Linked DNA regions of Mus musculus: regions 2, 3, 4, 5 and 6 are each linked to region 1. Evidence: chromatin loops called from intact Hi-C (ENCODE). Cell type or tissue: gastrocnemius. All regions are shown on one strand.

Region 1 (5,000 bases):
GGGGCCATGCCTATTCAAACCACCACACCCCTATTTGTTATGGGATAATGATTTGGGATGTTGCCTTATTCTGTTTATCCCATGAAAAAGTTTTTGTTATATTGATGACATAATGCTAATATCTGAGTGTTTTGCAGATTTGGAAAGCCACTGGAGAAATAACCAGATATAGTACTTCCACCTATCTTATAACCTACAATAACTGGGTCAACTGAAAGGAAAAAATTCAAGAGGTATGCTACATTGGCAGAAAAGGACACTCACAGAAGCCATAATGTTATTAATAAATAATGTTATTAAATAAAACCCCCAGTGCTATGTACCACCGTGCCACACAGGATGTGCTTGCACAATAGTGGCTCTACTGCCATTGGTAAGACTAATGGCCTTCCAATTTGACTTAAAGCTTGCTCCATAAAAGGGAGTTTCATGACTAGTACTATAATCCAGGAAAAAAAAAAAACTGTGGCTAGAGTGAACATAGGTCCCAACAGGGCAGCAACTTTTATCCTTTTACTAGATGGATGTGATGTACCCATCAAATTGCCTTCTAAACATTTGTGTTTATACCCATAGATCACTGTTGTGAGCTTCAACTCATAACCAATGATGAAATGCTTAAGAACAAATACATAGTCTGTAGCTATGACATAGATGGATATCTATAGTTACCCCCTCCAGGGATCAGGGGTCTTCCAGAAAGAGAGGTCAGAAAGACTCCAAGAGCTGTAGGAAGGGGTGGTCTGTTGTGTAGCAGTTTCTTTGGCTATTGAACCATTCTATTCTGCAGGGAAGCTCCTTAAGCAGAAGGCAAATAACTCAAAATAGTTTCAGGAAGTCCCTGAAACTGACCAGATTCACTAGGTCCCTCCTTCCTTCCCAGAGTAAGCAGTAAAGCTGTCTGAGGGTCATTCACAGACAAACCAAGGGGAAAAAAGCGGAGACCAGCTGATCTGCCTGGAAGAGGTATAGATCAACTGAATCACTTGGAAAAGACTCTCCAACCTATTGAGCTACCTGCAGGCTATGCAGGATGCTCCAGGTTCCATGTTTTTATGAACTGTCACTCATGCTGGGGTTGGCTTTGGTGGTGCAGTTGTTCCCACATTCTTGTAAGTAACCCCAATTAAACTTATTAGCTCACCAAATTGAACTTGGGTAGTACTCACACTTTAGTCTGTCATGGACTCCTTATCTGTGGTGAGTAGGTGTGTGTGTTGTGTCTCCACAGGAAAAAGACTTGTCATGCATGCAAACATCCCTTTAACCTCCACCTTCATCTGGGCCTCTCCATTTTGTTTTAAATGACTAAAGTAATGCCATCCTCTCCTAATTTTATTTTGTCTTTGTCTTGTTTCTTTTTAGCCTTTCATCTCCCAACAGCCACTTTCATCTTAACAATACTTTTGTAACTGTCCATGTCCTTGTTCTAAAATGGATTATGGAAAACACTACTGAACTTTACAACAAAAGCAGAGGTTATTAGGCTGCCCCAGTCCCCTCACTAATGTGACCCCCTTCAAACACTGATGTAATTGTTATCTTTTAACAACACACACTTGGTGCCCTCAGCTTGGGCTTTAATTGACTTAATCAGTGTGGTTATGAATAAATACTTTGCATGGATCATTTCATTTGGAGGCTCCATCCTCACTGATGGCATGCTCCGTGGGACTCGCCTCACTCATGGCCTTTGCTGCCAGGGAGAGGCTGCAGGGAAGGCAACCCTGGCAAATGCTCCAAGGCCCTGCTCTTTCACTGAGTCTCGACAGGTCTGGAGTGACTACCGTATCACTGACATTAAAACAGTCCTCTGACACTCCACAGTTGTAAGTCTGTATACTGAGTCCACGTTGAGTTTGAGGCCCATGGGGAGCCTTTTAATTAAAGGGGCTAGCTAGGCTCTGGAGGAAACCCCCTAATTTAGAGGAATAGGCCCTTTTCCTGGGAGACACTTTCTTATGGAAAAGGAATATATGCCCAAGGGATCTTTCTTGAGATTATGGAAAGATATCCCCATTTAGGGAGCCCTCTTATGGTCTGGAATTTTTTTCTGCTTGGGAATAAAAACTTCAACAGGAAATCCTTCCCCAATTCTCCAATGCTATACTGGGAGTTACTATCTTGGTTCTACCTCTCATGAGAGATGTGGCTTTGATTTTGCTTGAATGAATGGCCAGCCACTTGTATAAATGAGTGAACGGGTGATGAGCAAGCTTGGTCCAGGGAATTTTTTATTTAATTCCTTGATTTTGTTGCTGGTGTTTCCATTTTGACTCCTCTCCCCAAAAGTAAGTTGGGTGACTTGCTTAAAATTCTGCGGATTTCTCTGGATTCTGCCACTAGGTGGCATCCTGTGTACATTGTTGTTAGCTGTCTTTTTTTTTTTTTTTTTTTTTTTTTTTTGTCTACAACAGAAAAGGAGAGGGGGAGGAGTGAGGAAGAGATGGAGGGAGGAAGGAAGGGAGGGAGGGAGGGAGGGAGGGAGGGAGGGAGGAAGGAAGGAAGGAAGGAAGGAAGGAAGGAAGGAAGGAAGGAAGGAAGGAAAGGAGGAGTCTCCCTTTCTCTCTAGGACAGGAAAATTCTAGTTATCTCAGTCTGCTCCTGGAGTCACACACAGCTGCCCCTCCTCCAGTGCCTCTAAGGTGGGGGTGAGGGGGTGGGGCATCAGGGCATGCAGTGGGGTTGGGGGTGGGGGTGGGCATTCATAGGACACCCAGTTCAGGATACCCTTGCTTTGGTCACAAGCCCAGCCCGATCCTGGGTGCCCAGACTCCCACTCCTGCCCAGAAGATGGGGATCTGCTGAATGTCCTAGGCCCTTGCAGTGTTAGCCAGAAAGCTGAACCAAGGCCTGAGCTACCAGAGGCTTCAGTGAGTACGCTTGCCAGGGGTGGGGGGCAGGGTGCTCCGCTCTGATGCTGGGTTCCCTGTCACTGACCTGTTTTTCCACTATAGAAGGTGTTGCTCCATCCTGGAGCAGTGACAATGACTTCAGAGGACATCACTCTTTCCTGATCTGTGATCCTTTCTCTGCTTCTGGAACTGGAAGACCTAGACCCTTCCCCCCTTTCTGATCACCCCTGAACCCTATGCCCTCCTAGACTCCATCCTCTACACCCACTACCTGATATGACTGTCACCAACTTCTGCCTCTTTACTTATTGGGACAGATGTTGGTACTCTGTCTGGACTCCACCCCCAGGTAGGCCTGGCTCACTATAAAAGGGGCTGCTTGCCCCCCTCCTCCCTCTTTTGTTCTCTTGTCTCTCTTACCCCCTTGCTCCCAGTCTCTCCCCATTCCCTTTCTCCCTCTCTCCATGTGGCCATGGCTGGCCTCTACTTCTCTCCTCTCTCCTCTCTGCCTTTCTCTGCCTCTACTACCTTCTTGACTTCCCTCCCCATGCCCTAAATAAACTCTATTCTATATTATACCATTGTGGTGTGGCCGGTCCTTTAGGCAGAAGGGATGCCTCAGCATGGGCCCACTGAGACACCCCTTTCCCTCATACCTCACCACAGAACATATCTCCTTATATCCTTTATCTTCTTATAATCACAACAACAGAGGCAGGAGAGAGAGAGAGAGAGAGAGAGAGAGAGAGAGAGAGAGAGAGAGAGAGAGAGAGAGAGAGATTTTTTCTTCAGCAACTGGTATGGATGTGGAAAAGTCACTCCCCTTTGAAACAGATTTCCCATCCAAGAGGCCTGATTGGGAACCCAACCCCCAGTACCAATGAGGTTCCCAGGCCCTGAACACTTTTCATTGGTGCCTTACAACTGGAATCTAGGGTGCAGCTCAAAAACGCACTAGTTTGTCTAAGACTACTCAGGTTCTTTGGGGCCCAAAAGAATATCCCAGGGCATTTCTGAAACAATTACAAAATTATATATAATTTTGATCCACAGGTTCCATAAACTGCTAGGACATTAAGCTTAGCTTGTCACTCAATCACCTCTGGACATCCAGAAACAAAAGACACCTCCAAAAGCTAGAGGACTTGGCAGGGGTAAATACCTCTCAGTTCATCAAAGTGAACCAAAAGGTTTATAATAATCAAAACACTGAAAAAAGACAAAAATAAGCTGCCTTGGCCATTGATTGAGCCACACAGAGACAGACAAAGATCGTGTTTTCCAGTAAGCCCACTCTAAGCTTCGAATTGCTTGTACCCCCCACCCAAAAAAAATCCCCCAAAAGGAAACAGGAAAAAATGGGGAAGATGAAGAAGGCCCCCAGGAAAGGGATCAGTGTACATTCTGTTTCCAGGAAGAATGAACCTTCAAACTATCCTAAACCCAGAAAACCCTCTCAACTGAAAAAGTGAGACAGTGAACCAAAATGAAGGCACCAGGCCTCTGCCCTCTTCAGACTCCAAGAACCCTTGGTCACTGTGTCATTGCAGGTCACCCAGTTAAGCTTTTAATAGACACTGGGACAGAAGTTTCTGTTTTGAAAAATCCAATGGGATGCCCCTGGGAAGGGGGATGCCTGGGGCAGGGCACCATCTCAAAGTCGAACGGGATGGGGGATGGGGTGAGGAGCTCTGGGAGGGGATCAGGATTTGGGGGTGGGGGGCAATGTCTGGGATGTAAATAAATAAAATAATTAATTTAGAAAGGAGAAAAATTCAATGGGGCCAGTTAATATAGGCCACAATCAGGTGACTCACTCCTCTGTGGTGGCCCCAGATTTCCCTTTCTCCTCATGCTTGGAACTATCTGCAGCTGGCAAAGCCATGCCTCAGCTAGAGCAAAGTAAATCATGGTCAGCTGCTGCAAAGCAGCCCATGTCCCACACCGGGGTTAAGATGAAAACATACTCTTACAGCATTACTGTGATTTTTAAAAGAAGCCAAAATTCCAGAATTCTCTCTACAGAGGGATTTAGTCCTCCATAGAGGATCTTCACCCAGTTATCTGAGAGACCCTGTTGAGGTCCCAGTCCACCATCACTTTTCCCTTGTACAAGCCCAGTGATACTGTCTGGGTCAAGCAGAT
Region 2 (5,000 bases), 310 kb after region 1:
GGCCTCTTAGACAGTCCCCTTTGTCATGGGACCTTAAGTAGCACTCAAACCTGAGAGGCCATTACTCCTGGGCTCCCATAATTGTGCATGGCACGTGGACCAGCATCCCTGCCCTCTGTGTCGGGGACTGTGGATCTTCACTGCCTCTCTCTTCCCTGCCAGGTCATTGTGGGGGAAAGACCCCCCACACCTTCATCCTAGCTGGTCCCAGATCCTTGCCTCCAGCTGTGGGGACAGAAGGCAGGCAGGTGTTCCCTCTATTCTGTTGACTCCAACAGATAGGCTCTGGGAGTCCACACCTAATTCTGGTGGCCTCTGCCAGCCATATCCTGATGTTTTCTGGCCCCATTTCCTTGAGATTATGACACTATGCCTGATGGAGAAAGGGCTGCTCCAAGGTCAGGAGGACGTTGAACACCAGTGTTGGTCTCACACTGAGACAGCCAGAGTCCTCTGATGACTGGCAGGATTCTTTGTCTCTCTGAGTCTTGGAGCCTCTGCCAGTGTCTGCCTGTGTCACTCTAGCTGTCTGTAGAGAAAGATGGCTGACTCTTAGGCTGGCTCACAGCCTACAGACCTTCAGTCCTATGTGTACTGGGAAATGTCTCCTGAGGCAGAGGTCCTCCCTCCTGCTACCATTCCCTCTCTTTCCCCGAGTCTCATCAGAAGCTGTACACAGATGCCCAGTAGGAAGCCTCCTGGGAGATGTCACTATCTCCTTCTGTTCTCCCACCCAGGAGTGCCCCTGTGTGTTGACAGTCCTGCTGCTGCAGGAGCTGGGGTTGGCTAGCGCTGCCCTCGGATCCTATCCAACCCTTCTGGGAGATGAGGGCAAGCCCCTTGGACCTGGAGTTGAGCTGCTCCCAGGCCAGATGCTTCAAACAGACTGTGGAAACTGGTAGGGGAACCAGCAAGGTGGGGACTGGGCTAAAACGTGGGGGAGGGGCTAAACGAGGGATTAGAGCATGAGGACAGGGAACCCTGAGCTCTGTCCTCTAGCCTGGCTGGGCCTCCTTGGCCACTTTGTTCTGTCCCCAGCTCCTGTGTTCATGGGAAGCTGTCTTGCTCTATGGTGGAATGCTCCAGAGTGCATGGCAGCTTTGGTCCCTGGGGCATGTGGAGCCTTTGTTCCCGCTCCTGTGGTGGGTTGGGTACCCGCACCCGAACCCGCCAATGTGTGCTTCCCACACTTGCGCCTGGTGGACTGAGCTGCCGTGGGCCGCTTCAGGACCTGGAATACTGCTTCAGCCCAGAATGCCCTGGTAAGGGAAATATGTACCACCTGTCTGGCCAGGTATGGCCCAGCTTGTCTTTATCCTGCTGGTATCTCTGGCGTTTCCTTCCTTTTGTCCAATAGCTCTAAATTTTTGTTTGGGTCTCCAACCAGCACTTCTGGAGATCTTAGCATGTGTTCTGTGTGCTGCTGGGAGGGTGCATTGGAGTCCCAGAAACAGTTCTGAGCAAGGTTTCCTTTACACAGGAACTGCAGGGTCCACAGTGGAGCCGGTGACAGGCCTTGCAGGTAGCCCGGGTCTCCCTGCACCTCAACAGTATGGCCTGTCTTTGGGTCTCCTCCCTCCCCATCCTACATCCTGGAAGGGTTAGAGAGCCTTGGCTACTTGGAAATATACTTTCTCTTTCCTCTATTCCTCCTTCCCACAGGTGGCTGGGGCCCGTGGTCTCCATGGTCTCCGTGTTCCCACAGTTGCACAGACCCTGCTCACCCGGCGTGGCGCAGCCGCACACGCCTCTGTTTGGCTAACTGTACAGTAGGGGACTCCTCACAGGAACGTCCGTGCAACCTGCCCTCATGTGCAGGTATGGCTCTGGGGCCCTAATCACAGCCTTCAAACAACTGATCTAAACCCACACCTAGAGCCCAACATCCATCCCCTAGAACAACCTAACAATCTGATCTAATCTAATCCAATCTCATCAGTGTCTGACTCTAGACCTCTTGTTCACTCACTGTTAGCCCTAGCAGCTGCTCTGAGCTCTGCCAAGTCTAGCAGGCTCCTTGGTCCATCCATCCGTCCGTCCGTCCGTCCATCCGCGCCGCGTGTGTGTGTGTGTGTGTGTGTGTGTGTGTGTGTACTGTCTGTGGGGTTGTTCCCCATCCCTCAGCAGCCCCTGAGTCAGAGATTTCTGTCCTCTATGAGGACAAGACACACAGGATACGCAGGCCCAGTTGCCAAAACCACACACCCGCCAGAATCAGATACAGAACAGGAGCCCTGGGTGTGGATGAGATCACAGCTGGTCAAGGGGAAGAAACCTGAGCTGGGGGAGGGGAGAGCCTGGGATAGGTTCTGGTAGCTCCGGACCTTTCTCACCATCAGCGCTGCTCCCGTGCCCTGGCCCTGGCTGTGGGTCAGGGAACTGTTTCTGGACGTCCTGGGCCCCATGGGAGCCTTGCTCCCGAAGCTGTGGTGTGGGCCAGCAGCGTCGCCTAAGAGCATATCACCCCCCTGGGCCTGGTGGACACTGGTGCCCTGACATCCTGACTGCGTACCAAGAGCGCCGCTTCTGCAACCTTCGTGCTTGTCCAGGTGAGGGGAGCTAAGGACAAAGCCTGCTTCAGGCTCCTCCCTGCCCCTTCCCCTGCCCCTGCCCCCGCCCCCGCCCCCGCCTCCGCCCCCGCCCCCGCCCCCGCCCCCGCCCCTGCCCCTGCGAAGCTCTGATGCCTTGCACATGCCAGTCATCTCCAGGCTCATGTGGGGCCCTCTGCCTGTGCTAAGCCCTGATAGAACCATTCTCTTTTCACCAGTGCCTGGGGGCTGGTCCCACTGGAGTCCCTGGTCCTGGTGTGATCGCAGCTGTGGAGGAGGTCGATCTTTGAGGAGCAGAAGCTGCTCAAGCCCACCACCCAAGAATGGGGGAACATCCTGTGTTGGGGAGAGGCACCATGTCCGGCCCTGCAATCCCATGCCCTGTGGTACTGCAGTGGTGACAGCTACTTCCTGCCTATTGAGCTAAATTCTGCAAAGCTCTCTCCACCCCCACTACTAACTTCATTTCCACTATACCCATGGGATGGAGAAGGAAGCAGGCTGTTATTTTGTGGGCTACTAAGGAAAACAGAGATGTTCAGGGGAGGGATGGCTGGATCTTGGTACCGGGTTGGAATATCCTATGTGTATCTGGGTCCTTTGTGGCTAAGGGCGGAATGCAAAGATCTATCACCTACCTGGCTCATCCCTACTACATCATCCCAGCCTTGTCTGCCCTATTAACTACTGGAGAACCACTTAGCCCAGGTTTCTGAGAGCTTGCAGTGTGGTATCAAGGGCATATGTGGTAAACTGAGCCAGAGACTATACTTGAGCCCTCCCCTCCCTCTCCTTCTTCCCCACTCCTCTTTTAGCTTCAACCCTTCCTTCCAATGCTCCCAGCCCTAAGGGGCTTAGTCATTCCCAGACCCATTTGTCAGGAGATCCCCGTTCATACTGCACCCTGCCTCATATTTCAGACCAGGGCCATGAGCCATTAGGTGAGAATGTTGGCTTCTGAGAGGTACAGATGTAGTCTAGCTTCATGAACACGAACTGGATGACCAGCTAGAACAGTAGGTTCTGAGAACTTACTGTGCACTTAGAAAACAACTCCAGGGCTCTGCCAAGCCTCCCATGTTTCAGTTCATACCAATATGGGGGAACGGGGAGGGGGAATGGATCCTGGAGCCTCTAGGAGTCCTGATAGGAAGGAGAGAGAGGTTATCTTAGTTTGGGTTTTTATTGTTGTGAAGAGACCCCATGACTACAGCAACTCTTATACAGGAAAACATTTAATTGGGGCTGGCTTACAATTTTAGAGATTTAATCCATTATCATCATGGTGGGAAACATGGCAGCTACCAGGCAGACTTGGTGCCGGAGGAGCTGAGAATTCTACATCTTGATTCACAGGCAGCAGAAGGGGACTGGATTCAACACTGGGTGGAGATGAGCATAGGAGATCTCAAAGCCCACTCCCCACAGTGATGCATTTCCTCCAAAAAAGCCACACCTACTTCACCAAGGCCACACTTCCTAATACTGCCACTCTCCATGGGCCAAGCTTTCAAACACATGAGTCTAGGAGGCTATTCCTATTCAAACCACCGCAGGGAGCTTAACACTGGGTTTGTCCCCTACAGAGGAAGGCTGCCCAGCGGGCATGGAGATGGTGAGCTGTGCCAACCACTGCCCCTACAGCTGCTCAGACCTGCAGGAGGGAGGCATGTGTCAGGAGGACCAGGCCTGCCAGTTGGGCTGTCGCTGCTCTGAAGGTAACATGCTAGAGATCTTTCTGGCACCTCAGGGTAGCTCAGTGCGAAGGCAGGTATGGTCTAGGCACCAACATCCATCTGTTGCCTCCCCACAGGGTTTCTGGAGCAGGATGGAGGCTGTGTGCCAGTTGGACACTGTGAATGCACAGATGCCCAGGGCCGCAGCTGGGCCCCAGGGAGCCAGCACCAGGATGCCTGCAACAACTGTTCCTGTCAGGCTGGGCAACTCTCCTGCACTGCTCAGCTTTGCTCACCTCCTGCCCACTGTGCCTGGAGTCACTGGTCTGCCTGGAGTTCCTGCAGTCACTCCTGTGGACCTCAAGGGCAACAGAGTCGCTTTAGGTATGAGCCTGGGTGACAAGGGTCTCCTGCCTGGCATGTCCTCTCTGGCAGAATTCTGGGTGCTTCTTGGTTTCATCAATGAATTTGCTCCATCCTGTGTCTGGCCCAGTTTGTGCTGGTCACCTAGGCCTTTTCTTAGCCACCCTCATGCTCACCCTGAAGCCAGAAGGATTATGTAGGGCATGCATTATCTGCCACCTCATCCCCGCCTTTGCCCCTGGCCCTGCCCAGGTCCTCCACGTCAGGCTCGTGGGCCCTGGAGTGTCAGAAGGAGCAGTCACAGAGCCAGCCTTGCCCTGAGGTCCCCTGCCCACCCCTGTGCCTACATGAAGCCCACCTCCATGAGCTGGGGGACAACTGGCTGCATGGAGAATGCCAGCAGTGGTAAGCA
Region 3 (5,000 bases), 470 kb after region 1:
GGAGAAAACTGGAACCCGGAGCTTACTGCCCAGCCTGCAGCCTCTTCCAGGTGGCTTGGTTAATCTGAACCTCTCTGCTAGGCAGCCCAGCTTGTCTGAAAATTGTCATGCATTCTTGAATATTTATAGGCCACTAGCATCAAAGTCTTTTTGAGAGTGGAGAAACTTTATCATGAAATCATACCACTTAACATATATTTTACTATGGCATACAGAACATATATATTGATAACAAGCACATAAAATTAGGGCTGATAAGATGGCTCAGTGGGTTAAGGCATTTTTGTTGTCAACCTGAGTTCAATTCCCAGAGCCCACGTGGCAAGAGAGAACCAAATCCTTCAGGTTGTCTTCTGAACTCAGTATTCATGTGTGCTTCCCACATGCTAAGTAAAATAGATACTTAAAACCCAAGTCAGTCATGGATACAGGCTAGCCCCTGCAACCCCCCCACACACAAACGACATATAAGCAATTACATGGGGTGAACACTATTGAACAATGTAAGAAGAAACCCAAAGAACATACAGGTTGACTACATTTAATAAGCATATATGCTTAGCAGAATCAAGATAGAAAATTTGTACCTTGACAACACAGAGCTTAACCCAGGTATTCAGAACAGCTGGGCGAAGGCAAAGGGTTGGTTGTTGACAGGTTAATGAAGTGAACTGGTTAGTGTTAACTAGAGGTGGGGCTCACTTATGCTGGGGGAGAGGCTTGGCAGTTTTTTAAGATCAGTGTCTGGAGACTAAACATAGGCCAATTCTAGAGATCAGTTATAGGGAATAAAAGGACACACATTGCATTATGGGTTCAACCAGAGGCCAACATTTACCCTGAATGCTGGCACTTGGAGGGAAAGAAGAGCCAACTGTACCCCATTAACTCAAGTTGCACCTTTTTTCTGGGTTCCCCCAAGGAAAGGAAGCTTCCCTGACCGCGGGGATGCAATGGTCCCAGTCTTCACTTAAAGCTATCTAGTTGGTTATACTGAACTGACCCAGAAAAGATGCTCACAAACCAAAACTCGCCATAAATCAGGAGAGAGAGAGAGAGAGAGAGAGAGAGAGAGAGAGAGAGAAGAAGAAGAAGAAGAAGAAGAAGAAGAAGAAGAAGAAGAAGGAGGAGGAGGAGGAGGAGGAGGAGGAGGAGGAGGAGGTGGAGGAGGACTTGCCACCACTCTGGAAAAGTAAAACTTTACTTCCTCTGGTAGGTCCGGTGCATAAGAAAGCCTGGCAGAATGGAAAGTGTCAGGGTGAACATCATAGCCACATGCTCTGCTCCTGCCATTCTCAAAAGCAGCACTGAGCACCAGGACAGGAACAGGAGCGGGCAGAAAAGGAGATCTTCAGAGCACTCCAGAAAACTTTCCCTGAATGTCTTCACACCACACACCAAAAGCGAGAAACCTCCCAGGGGGAAACGTAGCTCCTGACCCTTCCAGATTACAGTGCGCTATCATCCTCCTCACTCACAGGTTCCATCAAATGTAGCCTCCGCTACTGTCTGTCAACTGCAGAAGGGAAGTGGGGGTTTCCACAGCACATATTCTCCCTTGCTCCCACGGCTCGCCAACATACCACGGTGCTCACACCCCATAGGTAGTTTCACTGTGGCAGGCTCCGCGGCTTCCCTGACTTGAGACTGTGGGATCCTTGCAAATGTTCCCTCTTCTTTTTTGTTTGTGTTTGGAGACATAGTTTCACTATGTAGCTCCGGCTGGCCTGGACCTCACAGAGCTTCACCTGCCTCTGCCTCCCAAGTGCTGGTCTTAAAGTGCGTGACGCACAGATTAGCCTCTGTGTCTAACACAATTCATGGCCGTCGTAGACTCCTCCTTGCATGACCGCATCTTTCTCCTTATGCAATTTCTGTTAGTTTATAGTCCCACTTTGTCCTGTCCCTACTGAGAGCTAGGAGAGTCAGCAGGGACCTTTCAGGTTCTCATTTGCTCCATGTGTCGTTACACACGGCCACTAGAGGGCAGGAGACCCCATCCTTCCTTAGAGCCAAACCAGAAAGGCCGCAGAGCAAAATCATTCAGCAAACCAATCGTCGACCTGCTAAGTCACGAAGAAGTTGTGAGAAGCTTTAATTTCACTTTAAGCACTCTTCCAAAGCTTATTATTTCATTTAGGACGCCTGCCCTTCCCCCCGACCCGCCCCCAAGTCCATGGCTTCTCAGTTTTGGAGCAGCAAGAGCTTGCTAGCCCTTAGCTCAGCCTCACAGGCACCTGTATATCCTAGTCTATAGTTTTCACCTCAACATTTTAATTAGATGGTATTCTATGCACTGACCTGGTGCCCAGGGGAGGTGGGGACTGTTCTATGAGTGGACCTTCTTTATTAAGGTGAGGTGAGTGAATGGGAGGGGGAGGGGGATAGGGCAGTTTTCTTTGCCAGTGTATGAGTCTGTATGTGCCCTGTTCCCCAAATCCTTCAGGATCCTTATAGCATAAGCACACGTCACTTTAGACTTCTAACAAGGAAACCATGCTGTTCTCAGTGTGCCCCTTGCTTAGGAAGTACAGATCAGATTAGGTCGCTGGGACACAGTGAGTTCTGTGAGTCATATGAAAACTCAGGTTCAAACATTTCTGTGTTTTGCTAGCTGGGGGAAAGCTTTTTCTCATCTATGAGGGAGCACTTTATTCTGGGAGAAAGCAAATGGTTCCTTTGTAGTTTTATCTACATTGTGTGATCAGTCCAGGCTGAGGGAGACGGTGGTGGGGATGAGCCAAGAGGAAAGTCTGCTGGGTTTTACTCCCAAACTGACTTCATCAAAAACTTCCGATTTTGGTCTTTGCAAAGAATAGACCTGATCTAGTTTGCTTTTCTGTTGCTGCGATAAACATCAAGACCAAAAGCAACTTGAGGAGGAAAAGGTTGATTTCAGTCTACAAGTGATAATCTGCAGGAGAGAGGCCAGGGCAGGAGCTCCAGGCAGGAACCTGGAGACAGGAGCTAAAGCCGAGACCATGAAGGAATGCTGCTTACCTTTCCCTCTGGCTTGCTCAGCTGCCTTTCTTACACAGCTCGGGCCACCTGCCGAGGGATGACACAGGCCACCCTGACGGACTCTAATATAAATCAGCAATTAAGAAAATGGCTCTCAGGCATGGCCACAGGCCAGTCTGTTATAGGCAATCATTCAGTCGTGTTTTTTTTGTTTTTTTTTTTTTTCTACCCAGATGACTCTAGGTCTGTGTTACATTCATAGCTGAAGCTTACTAGGACAAGACCCAAGTAGGCCTTTCTGTTACCATCTTTGTCTGTAGCAGTGTGAATGACTGTGCTCCCACAGCCACATGGTGGCACCCAAGGGCATCTCCAGAAGACCTGTGCCTTTGTGTTCACACCGGCCCCTCCCTAAGCCCCTTCCGTGTTCATCCTATGTGCTCTGAGCTCCTTCTCAGGCTCTACTGATGTAAGACATGCTTCTAGAAACCTCTTTCTTCCTAGAAACATTTGGAAATCCTCCTGCCAGGGAGACTGGGGTGGCCTGGTAAATCTTTAACTCTCCTTGTGTGGCTCTTGGCCCTCTTTAGGATTTGCTTCCACTGACCTGAGGGCAGAGATGGCGACTTCATCCCACCAAGGAGCAGCTGCAGGAAGCCAGGCAGAGCACAGAAGCTGTGAAGCATCAGTAGGACAGGGGGAAAGACCGAGGTATGTTTCAGAGGTGTGTGTGTGTGTGGGGGGGGTCTATTATAGCTTGGGGGGGGGTGATAAGTTTAGACTGTGGAAGGCAGTCTGCCCTGTGTTGGGTTGGATTTCAAGAGCTGGAATTATGTCACTCCAACCAGATCCAGTAGGGATGTACCGTATTTTTCCCAAGAAAGAATGTGGAACAGCTGCCTGCCAGGAGGTCTGTGGGGAAAGGCTTCACACCTAAGGAGGAAGAAGAGGACAGAAGTGTGGCAGACAGGGAGGTTCAAGATCCAGCAGGGAGTGTCTCAGGGGTTGGACTCCCAGAAGGAAGTCACTGGTTGTCACTGGGACTGTTGGTCTCCTGGAGAAGCAGATGGCAGTATCTATGTCCTATATTCTCTCTTCGAACAATTTCCAGTCCTTTCACAGAAAGATCCAGTTAGTCATGTATTGAAGGAAGTCTTGAGTTTATGTACATTTAATCCAAACTGGCCCTCACCTGCTAACTCCTTTTCTTATGCTGACTGACTCACTGTCTAGGACTAAACGTCTTCCCCCGCTGGGCTCTGGAGGCCTCTCTGATCTCTTTTCTCTGGGACCACTTGCACCTTGATGTGGGATGAATCACAGAAGCTCCTTCCAATGGTTGAACTCGTGGTACCCTTGGGCAATATCCAGGGAAGACAGAGCGGGACTCACAGACTTACTCACTCAACTGCCAGGATAGGGTGATGATTGTCTTTTGGTGGAAACATTTTGCTCTTTGTAGCCAAGACCTCTGTGCTAACAAAGTGTAAGATCTTGGGGACTGGAAGCAAAGATTTTGCTGAGGTCAAGTAGTGTCGTTCCCATTTGATTTTTACCCATGAATTGCTGACCCATGAATCCTGCTATAGAGAGATGGCACTGTATACTTTGATATTACCAGACCCATGTATAGTCCCTATCCATGTTACTGTGGCCACTGTGATGAGATTGTTGGCTGATGATCAGGTGACTGGGGAAGAGGATGACTGGCACCAACAGAATGGGTCACCCTGTCAGCTTGATGATCAAGCTCTTCCTTTGCTGAGGTCAGTTTTTGATGGGCATTCAGAAGTTCTCTTGCTTGTCTTCCTCGCAGTCCTTCCAGACACCTCTTCCAGACCGATTTCCCAGCCATGTTGTTTCCAAATCCACACCATCCAGCCAAATGGTTGGCTGGAGCCCATGGGTTGGTAATAGTTGCACATCTGACCATTTCTTCTTTTAGTGTAATGAACAAGGTGCGCTGCTCAAAGTTCTGCCCCATGGGGAGAATATTCTTCCAACGTGTTCTCAAGAGATGCCCAAGCCTTGGCCACAGT
Region 4 (5,000 bases), 590 kb after region 1:
TTCTTTCTTTCCCATATCCTTCACCACAGCATCTTGAGAACAAACTGTCCTAATGGGGAAAATGTGTCATGCTGTTATGAGGGAAAACCAGTGTGCAATGGTCATGGGGTCCTTTCCGGGAATAAAAGCTTTACTGCCTGCAGCTTCATTCTGTTTGCTTTGACTGGTCTTTAAAGAATGTATTACTTTATCCAAAACAAACAGCAAATGCTTTCTGTGAACAGATGAACCTGAGTGAACGCACACCTTTAATCCCAGCACTCGGGAGGCAGAGACAGGCAGATTTCTGAGTTGAAGGCCAGCCTGGTCTACAGAGTGAGTTCCAGGACAGCCCGGGCTACACAGAGAAACCCTGTCTCGAAAAACAAAACAAAACAAAACAAATTCCCTCCTGCCCAGCACTGTGAATGTTCACCAAGAAAAAGAAAAGTGATGGGAAAGAAAGAAAATTAAACCTGCAGGGGACGGGGAGATAAGATAGCCAGTCCAGCCACTCAGTGAGTACTGGATTCAGTGAGATGATACGCCAATAGATAATTTAGCCAGTCAGAGAGTGCAGACCACAGTCAGTGATGGAAAAAGACATCTGGTGTCCCTTTGCTCTCCAACATCGAGGAACCCAAGGCTCTGGGGAAGAGCCTGGGGTTGTTCTTATCCATTGATAGAGTCCTGACCCCGACTGGATAAAGCGAATGCTAGTCAGACAGCTAGGGTTCCTTCTGGACGATGGGTAGTGTATGAACTTCAGATCACCCATGGGGCCCACGTTCCATCTTCCTGCCACAACTCTAATTTCCCAGCTCACAAAACCCGGTCTGATGCCCCGTCCCAAAGACTGGTTCCCCTCCAGCTGCTCTCTGGTTCCCAGACACTCAATACAAGCCTGGCTGACAGCTCTAGGGAAATTGCTTTAGAAGCTTGTCTGCTCCCTTTCGCCCTTGGAAAGCAAGGAGAATGTCTAAGAGTCCACCTCTCCTGAGTCCTCAGTGGTGTGTTAGCCTTGTTCTGTGAGGGAGAAAACTCACTGATGTTCCACAGACAAGACTAAAAGTCCCTGGGGAACAGGAATTTCTCTACAGTCTATGAAAAAAGATCAGTTGTCTTTCCCTTCAGGTTGACACTAATTGTTACTGGTAGATTTAAGGGTGAGCAGGATAGAAGAACACCACACACACACACACACACACACACACACACACACACACACACCACAAGATCCCTGTTACCTGGTGAGTTCCTGAGGATCTTTCCATTCAAGATCTATAGCCACTGTGGAGCTACCTTCCAGGCCTAGGCAGCCTCTCACATTGGTTTGTAGTCTTTCGTAAAAGTACAAGAGCTACAAGAGGTGAAGGCCAGCTCACAAGATCTGTCTTCCAGGGGGAGGAAGACGGTGTCTCCTGAGGGGTGGGAAAGGGTGATGTACATGAGTTTCTCTGAAAAGGGGTGCTCTGAGGGCCACTGAAGAAGGCAGCCAGTGGAAAAGGTTGATTTAAAAAAAAAAAAAAAGTTCTGCTTCCTGCTCCACCCTCATCGGCCACACCACTGAGATGTTTGTGTACAAAGTATTCTCTATGGGCCTAAGAGAATCTAGAAGTCTAAAAGCATGGGCAACCCAAGACTCTAGCTTCTGCTCCTCCTCACCAGGCAGACAGCATGCATCTCTTCTGCTCTGCTGTTTACCTCTGCCATCCGGAGGTAGCTTCTTAGATGGAATTTGAGGTGGCAGTTGAGCCTAAAGTGGCTCTCTCCAGGGCCCACTGGACAGATCAATAGCTATCATGCTTGAGCCTGGCTAAGGTACCCTGGCTTCTAGGGAGAGTATGGGAGAACAAGGCTTAGGTTTTCTCACCTGGGCAGACCTTGTCTCCACAGAAGCCATGAAGCTAGCTACCCAGTCTATAGTATGGTTTAGGCAAAGCAACAGCACTTAGTGGAATCCCAAGTCCCTGTGCCTCTGCCTGCTGCCCTGCAGGACTCAGGATCCGGAGTGAGCCAGGTCTCCTCCCTGGAGGAGTTCCACTTAGCCGTGTGTTTGAGTTCAGATCACTTTTTTATTCACTTGCTGTTCTTTTCCGCGTATGAGTGTTTTGCCTACATGTATGCAAGTGCCCTCTGCACATGCCTGGTGCTTGCAGAAGCCAGGAGAGGCTGCTGGATCCCCTGGATCTGGAACTATTAACACTTGTAAGGCTCCTTAACTACTGAGCCATCCCTCCAATCCCAAGTTTGGGTGATTTTTTTTTTTTTTTAAACAAAAGAATGTTCAAGGAGGAGAGTGGGATATGGGATCTATTTGGGTGAAATGAATATAGATGTTGTTCCTATAACCTGCATGTTCATATCCTTAGCTTTTTGTTTTGTTTTGTTTGTTGGTTTTTTTCGAGACAGGGTTTCTCTGTGTAGCCCTGGCTGTCCCGGTCTGTAGACCAGGCTGGCCTTGAACTCAGAACTATCTGCCTGCCTCTGCCTCCCAAGTGCTGGGATTAAAGGTGTGAGCCACCACTGCCTGGCTGTTGTTTTGTTTTGTTGTTTTAATTGACATGTATGCTCTTGTGGGTTCCTGAATCCACCTCAGCTCCTGCAGTGTGATTTCTTCCTCACAGAACTCAGGGATTGTTTGGAACCTTTTCTCACTGCAGCTTTCTGGTCCACGCCTCCAAAGGGAAGGTGCATCCTGCTGTGAAGGGACGGTCAGCAGGAAAGGAAGCCAGACTGCAGCCAATGAGAACAAGAGCCTGAGGCTCAAAACTGTAGGAAGGGAGTGGGAACTGGCGTCGACGTCTTGCAAACACTGCCCCCTGCTGGTTACCTGCTGGTTTGCTGTGTTCTGTTTTGCCCAGTCTGGAAATATTGAACAGTGGTTTGGGGGAGTTGTTTGTTTATTTTTGATGTGCCTGAGCTCGCACGTGCACATGCTCCTGAGTGAACACAGGAAAGCCAGAAGACTGACTGAAGGTGTCTTCTATTACTGCGATACCCTATTGCCTTGAAATAGGATCTCTCAGTGAATTCTTGATTTCTACTAGGTTGACTGCCAGGAGCTCTAGGACCTGCCACTTTGCGCCCGATGCTGAGATTACAGGCACAAGCAGTCATGCCCAGATTTTTATTTGGATGCTGGGGATTCCAACTTAGGTTCTCATGCTTGCACATAAAAAGTTCTTACTCACTGAAGGCTAACCGTCGCCTCTCAGCCTCAACAAATGCTTTCCTTTTGACTTGCTACTCTAGAGAGCCCTCCTTTCTCATCACCTTGTTTAAAACCATGCTGCTGTACCCACACGAGAGTCCAAACACGAATGCCTATGGCAGATTTGTTCACAAAGCCCATCCAAATGCAGAGACAACTCAGATACACTTTAGTAGGTGGGTGTGACACACCCGGGCAATGGGAACTACAAAGAGATGCGTTAGCAGGACACATGGAGCCTCAGAGGGAACGTATATACATGCTGCTACGTGAAAGAAGCTGATCTGGCAGGGCTCTGTGCTGTATAGCCACAGCTCTGTCGCATGCTGGAAAGGACAACTGTGAAGATCACCTGTGGTCAGGGACTTGGGGAAGTAGAGGGAGAAATGAACAGTGAAGTCAGAGGAATCTATGCTAATGAGATATTCTATCTGACCTGTGGGTTGCTGTTATCACCCACTTGTCAGGACCCACAGGATGTCAAACACCATGAGTGACCCCTGCTGTAAAGCTACACACTTTAGTTAATAAAATACATGAATACAATTCCATGGACAGCAACAATACTCCACTAATGCAACATGTTACTGATAGGAGAAACTGGTAAGGAGAGCATGCCCCCTCTGTACTTTCTGCTCAGATTTTCTGTAAATTTAAAACTGCTGAGGATGGAGAGATAACCGCAGTTGAGACCATCAGCTGCTCTTTCAGAAGACTCGAGTTCAATTCCCAGCACTCACAACCATCTGTAACTCATCCCAACATTTTCTTCTAGCCTCTGCAGGCACTGTAGCACACGGTGCACATATACATTGCAGACAAAACCATTTATACATATAAAAGAGAAAATATAGGTTAAATGAATTTTTAAGAACTTATTTTTAATAAAGTTAATTAATTTAAACTCAGCAGAGGATAAAAAGGGATGAGACAGGGCAAGAATCAGAGTAAAGGAGGTGAAATAGAGAGGGGGGTTGAAAAGGGATGAGAAGAGGAAAATAAAGGGTAGGAGAGCAATGGTCGCTCGTACTTGACAAATCAAAGCCTGTAAAAGCATAGCGAGAGATAGCCAAGGTCACCAGCTGGCAATGCTGGTGGGAGTGCTGGGAGAATGTTTATTTTATTTCTGTGTGTATGAATATGTGATTGTGTGTGCACATGAGTGAAGGTCATGCCAGAAGAAGGTATTAGGTCCCCTGGAGCTGAAACTGCAGAAGGCCGTGAGCTGATGTGGGGTCTGGGAACCAAACTTGGTTTCTTAGGAAGACCAGAAAGTGTTCTTAGCTGCTCGGCCATCTCTCCATCTCTCCATCTCCGTGAGTTAGTCTTAAATGACTGCAGAGGGCTGATTCGACCCTGGGATGCTGACATTTCTTTCTCTGGCTGCCTCTGCCTCTTACATCACAGTGAAGGCTTTTATCTCACCACGGCTCTCAGCACTGTTTCCTTCATCTGGTTACTTGATTTATGGTTGTTGTTTATGTATAGGACCCATCTCTAGCTTCTCTAATTGCCCATTTGATTCATAGGCAAATGGATGACAGGCAAATGATAGACAAATCTGTTAAATATATAATATAATGGAGAGTTACATTTCACAAAATTGCATAGCAGCAGGAAAGTGGGACTGATATTTTAGAGCATTAAATTATGTGTTCTGTATTATTTAGTAAGTATACTATTATCTAATAATGTATGTACTAATTTAAATGCATAGCTCCTATGTCAGTGTTCTTAAAACTTTCTAAAGAGATACAAATAATAAGTTGATACAGTGGACTTTTAATTTTAGTACTTGAGAGGCAAA
Region 5 (5,000 bases), 220 kb after region 1:
AAAGCAAAACAGCGTCAAGACACTTCACATGCTGTAAATTATGTCTTCCTTTTTTCTTTTTGAAAGGTTTTGAGAGGATTTTGTGGCTTAGGGATCATAGGTCCCTGGCTTGAGGCCTAGGACTTACCCTGAGATGCTACTGGAGATGGACTGAACTTTCAGTTTTCTTTTTCCATGCTGCGGTCCTGTCCTTAGAGTGTGAAGGAAGAAATTCACTCAGCTGTGCTGGGCAGTAATGTTAGTGGTCTCTGCTCGATCATGTGTTCTGGCATGCCAGCATACAAAGCCAGTATGCCAGTGGAGCCCACGTAGGCCAGAGTCACTAAAGAGCTATGCTGGGGTGGCTAGGGAGAAATCGTCCTTCCTCGGATCGCAGATAAGGGGACGCCCCTGCAGACATTTTTAGGAGTGGAGAGCCGAGAACAAGTCCTGGGTATGGTGGCTTCTGCTGTGGCTCCAAGCACCTGTTTCAAAGCTCCAAAAACTTCTCTTTGAGTTTTTCCCATACAATGAAGGGAAAGACGAGGGCTCCAGGAAGGAAAATGAGCCTCAAAGTGCAGCCTAAGGACTATGTCTGCACCACAGAGACAGCAGCACAAATGAATCCAGAGATGGGGCACACACTTAGTCCACACATCATACATATATTTAAGCCTAGCGTTTGTCAGGAACTACTGGGGCCGCCACCATCAGTGGGCAACACGAGCAAGCAAATAGTCACATAAAATGTAGTGATGCAGATCAGTGTAGCGGTGAGCCACTGTGCCCTGGCCCTCAGCCACTCAGGGTCGGGTTTACGTGACTGCAGCCAACGGGAGAAACTGGTCCCTTTTTATCCATGCATCCTAACCTGGCACCTGTACAGGGCGCACTCAGAAAGCGCCGGATGCTAAAGAGAACGGAGGAGTGGATGGTTGGTTATTTGGATGAACGGTTGTTTGCACCTGAGCATGCGCAAGCCGCAAGCTCGACAGGATGTAACTAACCAGTGCCAGGCGGGTGCCTGAACCTGAGGAGCTAGAGGTGTGAGGGACGGAGCAGTAAAGGAGAACCCCGCCACACCCCCTGAAGCCACGCCCCAGGCACGGCGCCCTCTGGGAAGTGTAGTCTGCGCTTGCGTCGTTACCGCTGTGAGGCTGGGGGCTGCGGGCGGAAGCGGGACCACCCCTCCCGGGATGCGAAGCGCCAGACCGACCCAGACGAGCCAACTCTGCGGTTCTCGGTGTAGCGAGTTCCCCGGCCCCGCTTCCTGTCGTGCAGAACTGGGCCGCTGTCCCCGAGGGTCTCGAGGGTCTCGGTGCAGCCTCCAGCCAGAGCCGCACCGGAAGCTGGGTGGGCCAGGGAGTCGCGAAGCTGAGTTCCGCCATGGCGCTCCAGGTAAGACGAGCCGTTGCGGACCGACGAACGCCGCGGTCGGGCTTCTTGGTGCAGCGCAGTCCCCAGGGCAACAGGCCCGGGAGGATCCGTCACCGCCGACTTTGAGCTCGAGTGAGCCGATCAAGGTCGGCCAGTGCCCAGAATTCCCTAACCAGAAGTCTAAGGCTCTCCCCTTCTCCCAGGACACACGGACCTGGAGCTTTTTTTCTACCTGGGGAACTCATTCCTTTGGCTTTTCATTACAAGATCGTGAGAGGGTGTGCACGACTGAAGCCTCAGCAGGTCTTGGGGGAATAACTAAATCTGACATTTATTTTTGTTAAGATACGTAATCCCCGTGAATTGGGCCGGAAAAGTGGGGAGAAAGAAAACAGATCGAAGTTAATGCTGGTAAAATATGTCAGTCCCAGAGCTGAAGAAGAGCCACATCAGTTGTTGTGGCCTAGGTACAGTTTCGGCAGGATCGTGGGCTGTGAAGATGCCAGGGCAGTTGCTGCACTGCCTTCTGGGTAGACACCCAGAGTCAGATGTGCAATTTTGGTCCACGAGCTTTGGCCAAACTTAGGCAACTGTGTTGAGGTCGTGGCTGGACATCACTAATACCCCACAAGAATCTCAGGAGAAACGATAAGCCAGGTAAATCGAACATTGTCTGGCCTGGAAGCGTCTTTTTTAGCTATGGCTAACAGGTAGCCCAAGACTCTTGCTCAGATACTCCCACTGGCCCCATCCTAGAGTCTGCTTATTTGGGTTTTCTGTTCTGTAGATGAGGGAATTGAACCACAGATCTCTCCAACCTGATGTTCAAGGAAGAGTATTCATATACTGCATAGAGAAGATGGTCAGGCACGGTCTCTGAGAGTACAAGGTCCCAGGCTAAGGAAGAGGGGCAGAGATGGTCTAAGATCTTTATGTTCATTGTGACAGGGGTGACAGAATCACAGGGGTGTGTGCACAGTCTACAGTTGGGGACAGTGAGTAGCAGCCATGGTACAGGGTCTGACCCTGGTAGCCTGAGGCATGCTGGGGCAATGGGGCTAGGCTGATACAAGACTGAGTGCTGAAACTAAAATTTCATACAGAGACTGACACAGTTTCTTAGGAAGCCATCATGGGAGTTATGAGCAAGGAGATTGATCATCTACAGTGGTCCTAGTTAATCCTGGAAGGTTTTCTTCTGATGATTGGGCAGAGGTCCAGATGGCAAGCCAGCGGTAGCTGTTCTGAAGTTAATCTCCCCATCCACTCTGTCTCTTCCCCTTCCCCACTCCCTGTCCTTCACACACACTCTCTCTTCCTTTGCTTTTTATTTATATTTTTGGAGACAGACTCTCATGTGGCTGAAGATGACTTTGACCTGACTGACCTTCCTACAACGGCCTGAATCATAGGCATGTGCTACCATATCTGGCTTTGTGTGGCACTGGGAACTTAATTCCAGCGCATGCTAGGCAAACACTTTACCATCTGACCAACATCCCCAATTCGACTTCTTCCATTTGGGAAAGCTCTGAAGGGAGCATCTCTCCACTCAGAGCGAGTTCTCATCCGCATCAAAACAAAACCCTGTCAGTGAGGATGGCCTTTTGAGGCTAGTTGGAGAGAGGCCTGGAAAACATTGCAGGCAAAGGCCTAAAGGAGCCAGCTATATTTAGCCTTGAGATAAAGAGCCACCTATGCTGCCCCCCAGAGTCAGGAGTGGTGTATAGAAGAGCCTGAGGTGGAGATTAGGCAGATAGCCTTGGTGACACGAGCCACAGCATTTATGCTAGATTTATTGTAGCCTATGGTAATTAATCCTGTCTGTACAGTATCCCTGTGGACTAGGATATGATCCACTAGTACAGATGAGTTTGCTAATGCTCAGATAGGGCAGCCATTTGGCTGAAGTCCCATGACTAATATGTGGTCATTCCGTGCACCTTAGGTTGTGGCTCTCAAAAGGACTGAGCAGTCTCACAAAAGACTAATAGAAATGCTGTGGCTTGACAGTATCCTCTGAATTTCACCTGTTAGGAACTTAATGCCTAGTGTCATGTTTATGCTTTGTTGGAAAGTCATTGGGGTTGATGGGTGACTGGGGGAGTAGTCTTGTTTAGAAGGCCTTTCTGGCTTGCTTTCTCTGTTTCCCCATCAAACTGTCACGTACCATACGATGTGGCAGGGAGGCCTTCAACCAGCATGGCCCCTTGACCCTGGATTTCTCAGCATCTGCAACTGTAAGAAGTCAATTTATTTTCTTTATAATCACCCTGTCTCAGGTATTCTGTTATAGTAATCGAAGCACAGGAGGAGGGAAACCAGGTGCCTACTTCTAGTGAGAAATGAAGCTGACAAACTGAAAATGCATGCAGATACAGCTGTTGAAATATCTTGCCTCCTGTCTCCTTTGTATTTCTATGTTAAAATACCTAAGATGGGTCACTTATAAAGAACAGATTTTGGCTGAGTGTGGCAGTGCACACCTTTAATCCCAGCACTTGGGAGGCAGACTCTCTTGTGAGTCTAAAGCTTGCCTGACCTACATAAGTTCTAGGACAACCAGAGCTACAATAGTGAGGCTGCCTCTCAAAAAGCAAACAGTAACAAACCAGATTTCTTTTCCCCCCACAGTTGTAGCTGCTGAGAAATCTAACGTGTAAGGCAAGGACCTGGTGCCTGGCAAGGGTTGCCTTAATGTGTGGTTAGCTGCTTTTCTGGTTCTGACCACAGACCTAGCAGAAACACCTAAGGGAGGCCAGGTTTACTATGACTCATGTTTTCAGGGGGTTCAGTTGTGGTCATTTGACCCCTGTACTTGGGCAGAACATTGTGGCAGCAAAGTGTGCATTCTCTACGTCTTGGTGATTGGGAGATAGGGGGTTGGGTATGAAGGAACCAGGAGTACTACATCCCAAAGGGCCTTACTCAGTGATGTATTAGGTCCACTTTGTAAAGTTTCTATAGCCTCCTAAAATCATTCAGCAGACAGGGAACAAACTTTTAAAACATGAGCTTGTGAGCACCAGGAGGCTCTTCACATCCAGTAGCACTGTTGTCCCACCGTGGAAGGCGGAAGAGCAGAAGAGCACGAGTAAGAGAGGAAGAAGAGGCTAGCCCCATCATTTTTATCAGGAAATTACTTCCCCCAGATAATGGCCTTAATCTGTGTATAGCTTAATCACTCTCACCTAAAGTGAACCCTGCATGGAAAGCCAAGTGCTAATGCAGAGCTGTCTCATAAGCATACAGCTGTGGTAGCCTGAGCCATGCTGCTATTTAGGAGGAGTTCTGCTATGGAGGCCATAATATGCAGGTCATGTGGCCAAGGCCAGAGATCCACAAACAAGATTTTCTTTTTTGCTGAACTCAGTTTGTAAGCCCATGCTATTCTGTAGGAGCACCCTTCCTTCTGGCAGGGTCTGAAACAGCCGGCCAGTTCTAGCTCTTTGGGTTGCAGGCCACATTGGGTTGGGTCTTTGTGTTGCCATGGCTTGGCCACACAGTCCAGTGATTCCCTTAGCCATCACAGTGAGAAGGTTAGATTATAAACAGGGGCTTCTATTGTTTGGGCTTTATGGCCCCTTCCTTCTTGATGGTGTAACTTCTCTGATCCCCTGTAGTTGTCTACTAAGTGCATGAGG
Region 6 (5,000 bases), 330 kb after region 1:
GAGTGTCCCTGGTCGTATCCTTCAAACCAGTGGTATTCTATCAACACAGAATTCTGGAACATTCAAGCTATCCTCCTCTTGACAGCAGTTTTACTGAACCATAATTTATATGGAAACTCCACCTGTGCCCGTGTGCCCGTGTGTGTGTGTGTGTGTGTGTGTGTGTGTGTGTGAGTATGTGTACACAAGTGTGTAATTTTTAAGACATGGTCTCTCTGTGTAATCCTGGTTAGCCTGGAACTCACTAAATAGACCAGGCTGGCCTTAAACTCAACAGAAACCTACCTCCTCTGCATCTGAGCACTTGGATCACTGGTGTGAGGCTCCACACCCAGTCTGAAAATCTTGCAATTTAACTTTAAACTTTAAAAGACTTTAGAAGGAAGTAATTAGTTATATATAAAGTAATGCTGGCAACTAGTGCTGACAAACGATTGTGTGGTCTCTATCAGGGGACTGGAGGGAGAGTTCAGCCTGGACCTGAGCAGCAACTTGGACGGGCCACATATCACCTCCATCCAGGTTTAGAACTATTTCCATTGTTTCCTGCACACCGACAATCAACCTCTCCTACTTCTAGCCCCAGGGCAAGCACTAATCTCAACAGAGTTGTCCCTTCTGTTTTTGTAAAGGCCTGGCCTCTTTCAGCTAACTTGACAATTCCTAGGTTCACGGACATTATAACATGTAACAGTGGTTCACAGAAATTATAACATGTAACAGTGGTTCACGGAAATTATAACATGTAACAGTGGTTCACAGAAATTATAACATGTAACAGTGGCTCATTACCTTTTACTGCTAATTAGTAACCATTGCATGGATCATCCACAGAATGCCTGTGATCTGTTCGTTGATCCATATTTCTTATGGCTTGCCTATCTATTTGCCAGTTGGTAGACATTCCTGTTGTTGCTGCTTTTCCTCTTATGCATAAAGTTATTATGAACATCTTCTTTTTTAAAGATTTATTTATTTATTATATGTAAGTACATTGTAGCTGTCTTCAGACACACCAGAAGAGGGCGTCAGATCTTGTTATGGATGGTTGTGAGCCACCATGTGGTTGCTGGGACTTGAACACTGGACCTTTGGAAGAGCAGTCGGGTACTCTTACCCACTGAGCCATCTCACCAGCCCCCTATTATGAGCATCTTTGCACAAGTCTTTGTGTGGACATTTGTATCTTTTATATCCCCAGAACCTATGTAGAAGGAGGACTGGACAGTCCTCATAACCCCAGTACTGGAGGTACAGAGATAGTATATCTATTGTTGGTCAGTCAGCCTTGCAGAAAAGTCAGCTCCAGGTTTAGTGAGAAACCCTGTTTAGTTGGGGTTTTATTGCTGTGAACACACACCATGACCAAGGCAACCCTTCTAAAGGATAGCATTTAATTGGGGCCGGCCTACAGGTTCAGAGGTTCAGACCATTATCATCAAGTCAGGAACATGGCAGCATCCAGGCAGGCATGGTGCAGGAGGAGCTGAGAGTTCTACATCTTCATCTGAAGGCCACTAGAAGAAGACTGGCTCTCATGTGGTTGGGGGAGGGTCTCATTGCCCACTCCCACGGTGACACACTTCCTCCAACAAGGCTACACCTACTCCAACAAGGCCACACCTCCTAATAGTGCTACTCCCTGGGCTAAGCATATTCAAACCATCACAGACTCTGTCTCAAAATCTAAGATATAGGCTGACTAAAGACAGCCCATAGGGTTGGAGAAATGGCTCAGCGGTTAAGAGCACTGACTGCTTTTCCAGAGGTCCTGAGTTCAATTCCCAGCAACCACATGGTAGCTCACAACTATCCGTAATGGTATCTGATGCCCTTTACTGGTGTGTCTGAAGTCAGTTACGGTGTACTCACATATATAAAATAAATAAATATATTTAAAAAAAGACAGCCTGTAACACACACACACACACACACACACACACACACACACACACACACAGTAAACCCAGCATGATGGCCAAGTTTGTAATCAACAGCACTTAGGCTCAGTGAGAGACCCTGTCTCAAAATTCAAAGTATAGGGTGTGTAGAATAATTTATCATTTATCCTTTAGGGAGCCTTATAAGGATAAATTTGGAATTTTAGATTTTTAAAAAACACAGAAATATTGTAAGAATGTGTTTTTCTTTTAATCCCAGATGTGGGGATAAGAGACTGCCTCAGACTGTCCACAGAGGCTAGTTTTGCCTGGTGCTCTCCCAGAGTCATAGTTTTGCCAGCTGCAGATAGTTTCTGCAGTTGTGTGACTTTTAGAACTCTGGGAACTTTTCAGAGGGTGTAGAAATATTAGAGGCCTGATAGGTTGGTTGGTGGTCTTTGCGGGGGGCGGGGGGGGGGGGACGGGAGGTGTTGGTTGTGGTTTGTTCGTAGTCGTGCTCAAAGAAGAAACCAGAAGAAAGAAATAAGATTCAAGCATCTGTCTCTCCCCCCTATTCTTTCTCACCTATCTAATGTTAGGGGGTGAAACTGAGGGGATAAAATGGTGGGAAAAAGAAGAACCCACAAAGTAGCAAAGAACAGCTACAGAGGCTCGGATGTGTACCTCCAGTCCCTGCCCCCTCAACCAGCATGATGGCCCAGCCTGTAATCAGCAGCACTGAAGAGACTAGGCAGGAGAATAAGGAGTTCCAGGTCAGCCTGGGCTAACAGATGACATGTTATGTTTTTGTTTTATTTTGTTTTTAAGAAACAAAGAAAGATATGTCCGGAAAAAGTATTGCTCTTCTTGATTAACCTTGTTGACCTGTGGACCTGTGTGCAGGCTGGAGTTGACCACAAGTCCTAGCAGGACCTCCAGGCTGGACTACATTTCCCGTGAGCCTTTCTGTCTCCGCGAAGCGGCAGCTGTAAAAGGCTGCGCTAGTACGACACTATTCCAGCTCACCACTACCAGAGCCAACTACTGTGCTACTGCCTCCCGCTGTAGGAGAGATTACTTTGCTGCCTCGTGTCTCCTTACCCAGGCGTCTCGGCTCCGGGAGCCCAAGTCCGGAGTGGGCCGCGGTACACTTGGAACAGGCTCGGAGGGAGGGGGTCTGCACGGCCACCAGAACCAAGCCATGGAGCTTGGGGAGTCGGGGAAGGTAGGACGGGAAAGCACCGGGCTACTCTCCCTTCTGTCATGCATCCTGGTCTGGGCTAGCGGATGAGTTAGCCTTGCAGGGAAGTGTTCACTCACCTGCCTCGTTTGGGAGGTATTACTCCTCCACGTCTGAGCATCCCACCCCACTCCCCTCCCTTGTGTCATCCACCCCTGCTTGTGGCCGCTCTGCCAGTGGTCCAGGGGTGGAGGCTAGCCAAGCTTCGTGATGACCAAGTGCTGCTGTTTTTCCTTCCTCTTCTTTTTTTGCGTTTCGAAGAAGCCTTGCTTTAAGACATAAGAGGCTGGAGGTAGGACGCCAGTGGGTGCCAGAGGGTGGCTAACGGAGAAATGAAGTAATTGCCTGGTGTTTCTTAGTTCCCCCTTCCCGGGTTAGGACTGAGAAGGGGAAAAAAGGCTTCTGGCATTTTCTTGCATACTTCTATTTCTAGTTTATCTGCTTCGTGAAGAATGTGGACATAGTTTAGAAACACACTCCACAAACTTGTTTCAAGGCTTTGGCAAGAGGAGCCTTTGAGATGAGAGATGAGGTACGGTAGAAAGTGGTCCAGAGCAGAAGAGCGAGCCTTGCTTGAAAGGGTTGCTAGCTTGTGGGCACACTGACAGAGAGACAGTCAGCCTTTTAGGATTAAGGTCTTTGGCAGTGTTATTTTGTAGCCAGTTCTTTTGTACAGAGCTAGGAGTGCTGAGGTTCAAACTCTGGTTCTTAGATGAAATAGACAAGAGCTCTACCCACTGAGCTACATCCTCAGCTTTGCAGCCTTTCTTGAGTTTTTTTTTTTTTTTTTTGCGGGGGGGGGGGATGCGGGGGGCGGCACGGAAGGAATTGTCTCAACAAACTTTTTCAATTGCTATGAGACTTTTTATCTCCCCCTTTGTCCTCCCCCCCCCCCCCCCCCCCCGTGTTCATTTAATAACCATTTGTACTATGAGCTTTGCATTGAATAAGATGTTGGAAGTACAAGATCACACAGGAAGGAACCTTATTCCCCGGAGAACCCTCCTGTAGTTCCCACTTGATTGACTTGGTGAGCCTGGGAAGGTTGGCCTAGGAACGAGGAAAGGTGAGGAGGAGTGTGTCTGGTGCTGTGGTTTTAACTGGAAAGGTTTCTGCATTAGGAAAGCAGTTGTTTTTGTTTGTATGTTTTGTTTAAGCATCTCTCCCACCCTCCCTTTCCTCCAGTCCACTAGCTACAGATATTTTTCAGATCAGGCAGTCTAGAGAATATCTGGGTGAAGGCAAGCTCGACTGGACCCGTAAGGAATGAAAGCTGTTTGGCCAGCCTGTACGAACAGGCACGCACTTAAAGGAATGTCCGTGTCTCTTGGGTAATCTCTTCAGATTGGTTTAGATTGAACCTGAATTCAGATGAAATGGGGCAGGGAATATTTAAATTAGTGATTTAAGGCTAATTTCCAAGCTCTTCTGCTCAGTAGTAGTCTTTCTTAACCTTTAACAAGAAAAGAGAGGAATATAGATATCTTGGAGAAATCAAAGGGATTTGATTTTTTTTGTTCAGGTCCAACCACTAATTAAAAAATTTCAAATCTCAGAAATTTCTCCCTTAATTCTAGTTTGGGCCTGACTTGAGCATCTCAAATCTCAAAGCCCACCTCCAGTGACACACTTCCTCTAACAAGGCCTTACCTTCTAAGAGTGCTACTTCCTTTGAGCCTATGCAGGCCATTTTCATTCAAACCCTGAGAGGAAGGAACATTGTGAAAACAACTGGCAGTAAAGATACATTGCAAGCCAGTAAAGAGACAAAGGCCTGGCTAGAATGAAAACCTCAGGCTGCTGCTAGGTAGAGGGATGGGAGGGGGAATGGCTCCTGTGTTAAGGTAGAGAGAAGAGGGCTGAGCTTCATGTTGACAGAA

The links. Peaks named below come from ENCODE experiments on the same cell type or tissue, not always from the same donor. Only the 100,000 strongest peaks of a DNase experiment are listed, where the experiment ranks them.
Region 2: a loop joins it to region 1, with 3 times the contacts of the local background. A loop is called at or near these places in 2 of 42 quality-filtered maps.
Region 3: a loop joins it to region 1, with 9 times the contacts of the local background. A loop is called at or near these places in 26 of 42 quality-filtered maps.
Region 4: a loop joins it to region 1, with 7 times the contacts of the local background. A loop is called at or near these places in 17 of 42 quality-filtered maps.
Region 5: it touches region 1 in a loop (6-fold over the local background); 17 of 42 quality-filtered maps call a loop at or near these places.
Region 6: it touches region 1 in a loop (4-fold over the local background); 4 of 42 quality-filtered maps call a loop at or near these places.

Annotation. Positions count from the first base shown.
Region 1 is chr6:48,175,789-48,180,788 of GRCm38, forward strand. All of the region lies in intron 1 of Gm16630 (predicted gene, 16630), which reads right to left. Among named protein-coding and RNA genes, the nearest start is that of n-TCgca8, 8.0 kb to the right of the region's middle. In gastrocnemius, a CTCF peak has its summit at 2,330 (motif pointing right); DNase peaks (open chromatin) are centred at 2,339 and 2,709.
Region 2 is chr6:48,485,563-48,490,562 of GRCm38, forward strand. It overlaps Sspo (SCO-spondin), which reads left to right. Exons shown (of 103, transcript NM_173428.4): 75 at 738-898; 76 at 1,039-1,262; 77 at 1,481-1,522; 78 at 1,663-1,818; 79 at 2,340-2,549; 80 at 2,768-2,935; 81 at 4,136-4,267; 82 at 4,363-4,609; 83 at 4,841-4,993. Among named protein-coding and RNA genes, the nearest start is that of Sspo, 40 kb to the left of the region's middle. In gastrocnemius, a CTCF peak has its summit at 2,362; DNase peaks (open chromatin) are centred at 902 and 4,332; H3K4me3 peaks cover 759 bases; H3K27ac peaks cover 1,598 bases.
Region 3 is chr6:48,643,856-48,648,855 of GRCm38, forward strand. Gimap8 (GTPase, IMAP family member 8) reads left to right here and starts at 3,379. Exons shown (of 6, transcript NM_001077410.1): 1 at 3,379-3,430; 2 at 3,552-3,672. The coding sequence starts at 3,581. In gastrocnemius, a CTCF peak has its summit at 3,311 (motif pointing right); DNase peaks (open chromatin) are centred at 1,993 and 3,331; H3K4me3 peaks cover 1,334 bases; H3K27ac peaks cover 1,473 bases.
Region 4 is chr6:48,769,416-48,774,415 of GRCm38, forward strand. It overlaps Gimap3 (GTPase, IMAP family member 3), which reads right to left and starts at 1,436. Exons shown (of 5, transcript NM_031247.3): 1 at 1,227-1,436. In gastrocnemius, a CTCF peak has its summit at 2,812 (motif pointing left); a DNase peak (open chromatin) is centred at 2,788.
Region 5 is chr6:48,394,511-48,399,510 of GRCm38, forward strand. It overlaps Krba1 (KRAB-A domain containing 1), which reads left to right and starts at 1,076. Exons shown (of 18, transcript NM_001347152.1): 1 at 1,076-1,377. The coding sequence starts at 1,366. Gm16630 (predicted gene, 16630) reads right to left here and starts at 898. Exons shown (of 5, transcript NR_152250.1): 1 at 128-898. In gastrocnemius, a CTCF peak has its summit at 3,075; DNase peaks (open chromatin) are centred at 1,068 and 3,052; H3K4me3 peaks cover 3,071 bases; H3K27ac peaks cover 4,256 bases.
Region 6 is chr6:48,501,446-48,506,445 of GRCm38, forward strand. It overlaps the pseudogene Zfp862-ps. Among named protein-coding and RNA genes, the nearest start is that of 1700026J14Rik, 34 kb to the right of the region's middle. In gastrocnemius, a CTCF peak has its summit at 2,933; DNase peaks (open chromatin) are centred at 2,894 and 3,261; H3K4me3 peaks cover 1,537 bases; H3K27ac peaks cover 1,262 bases.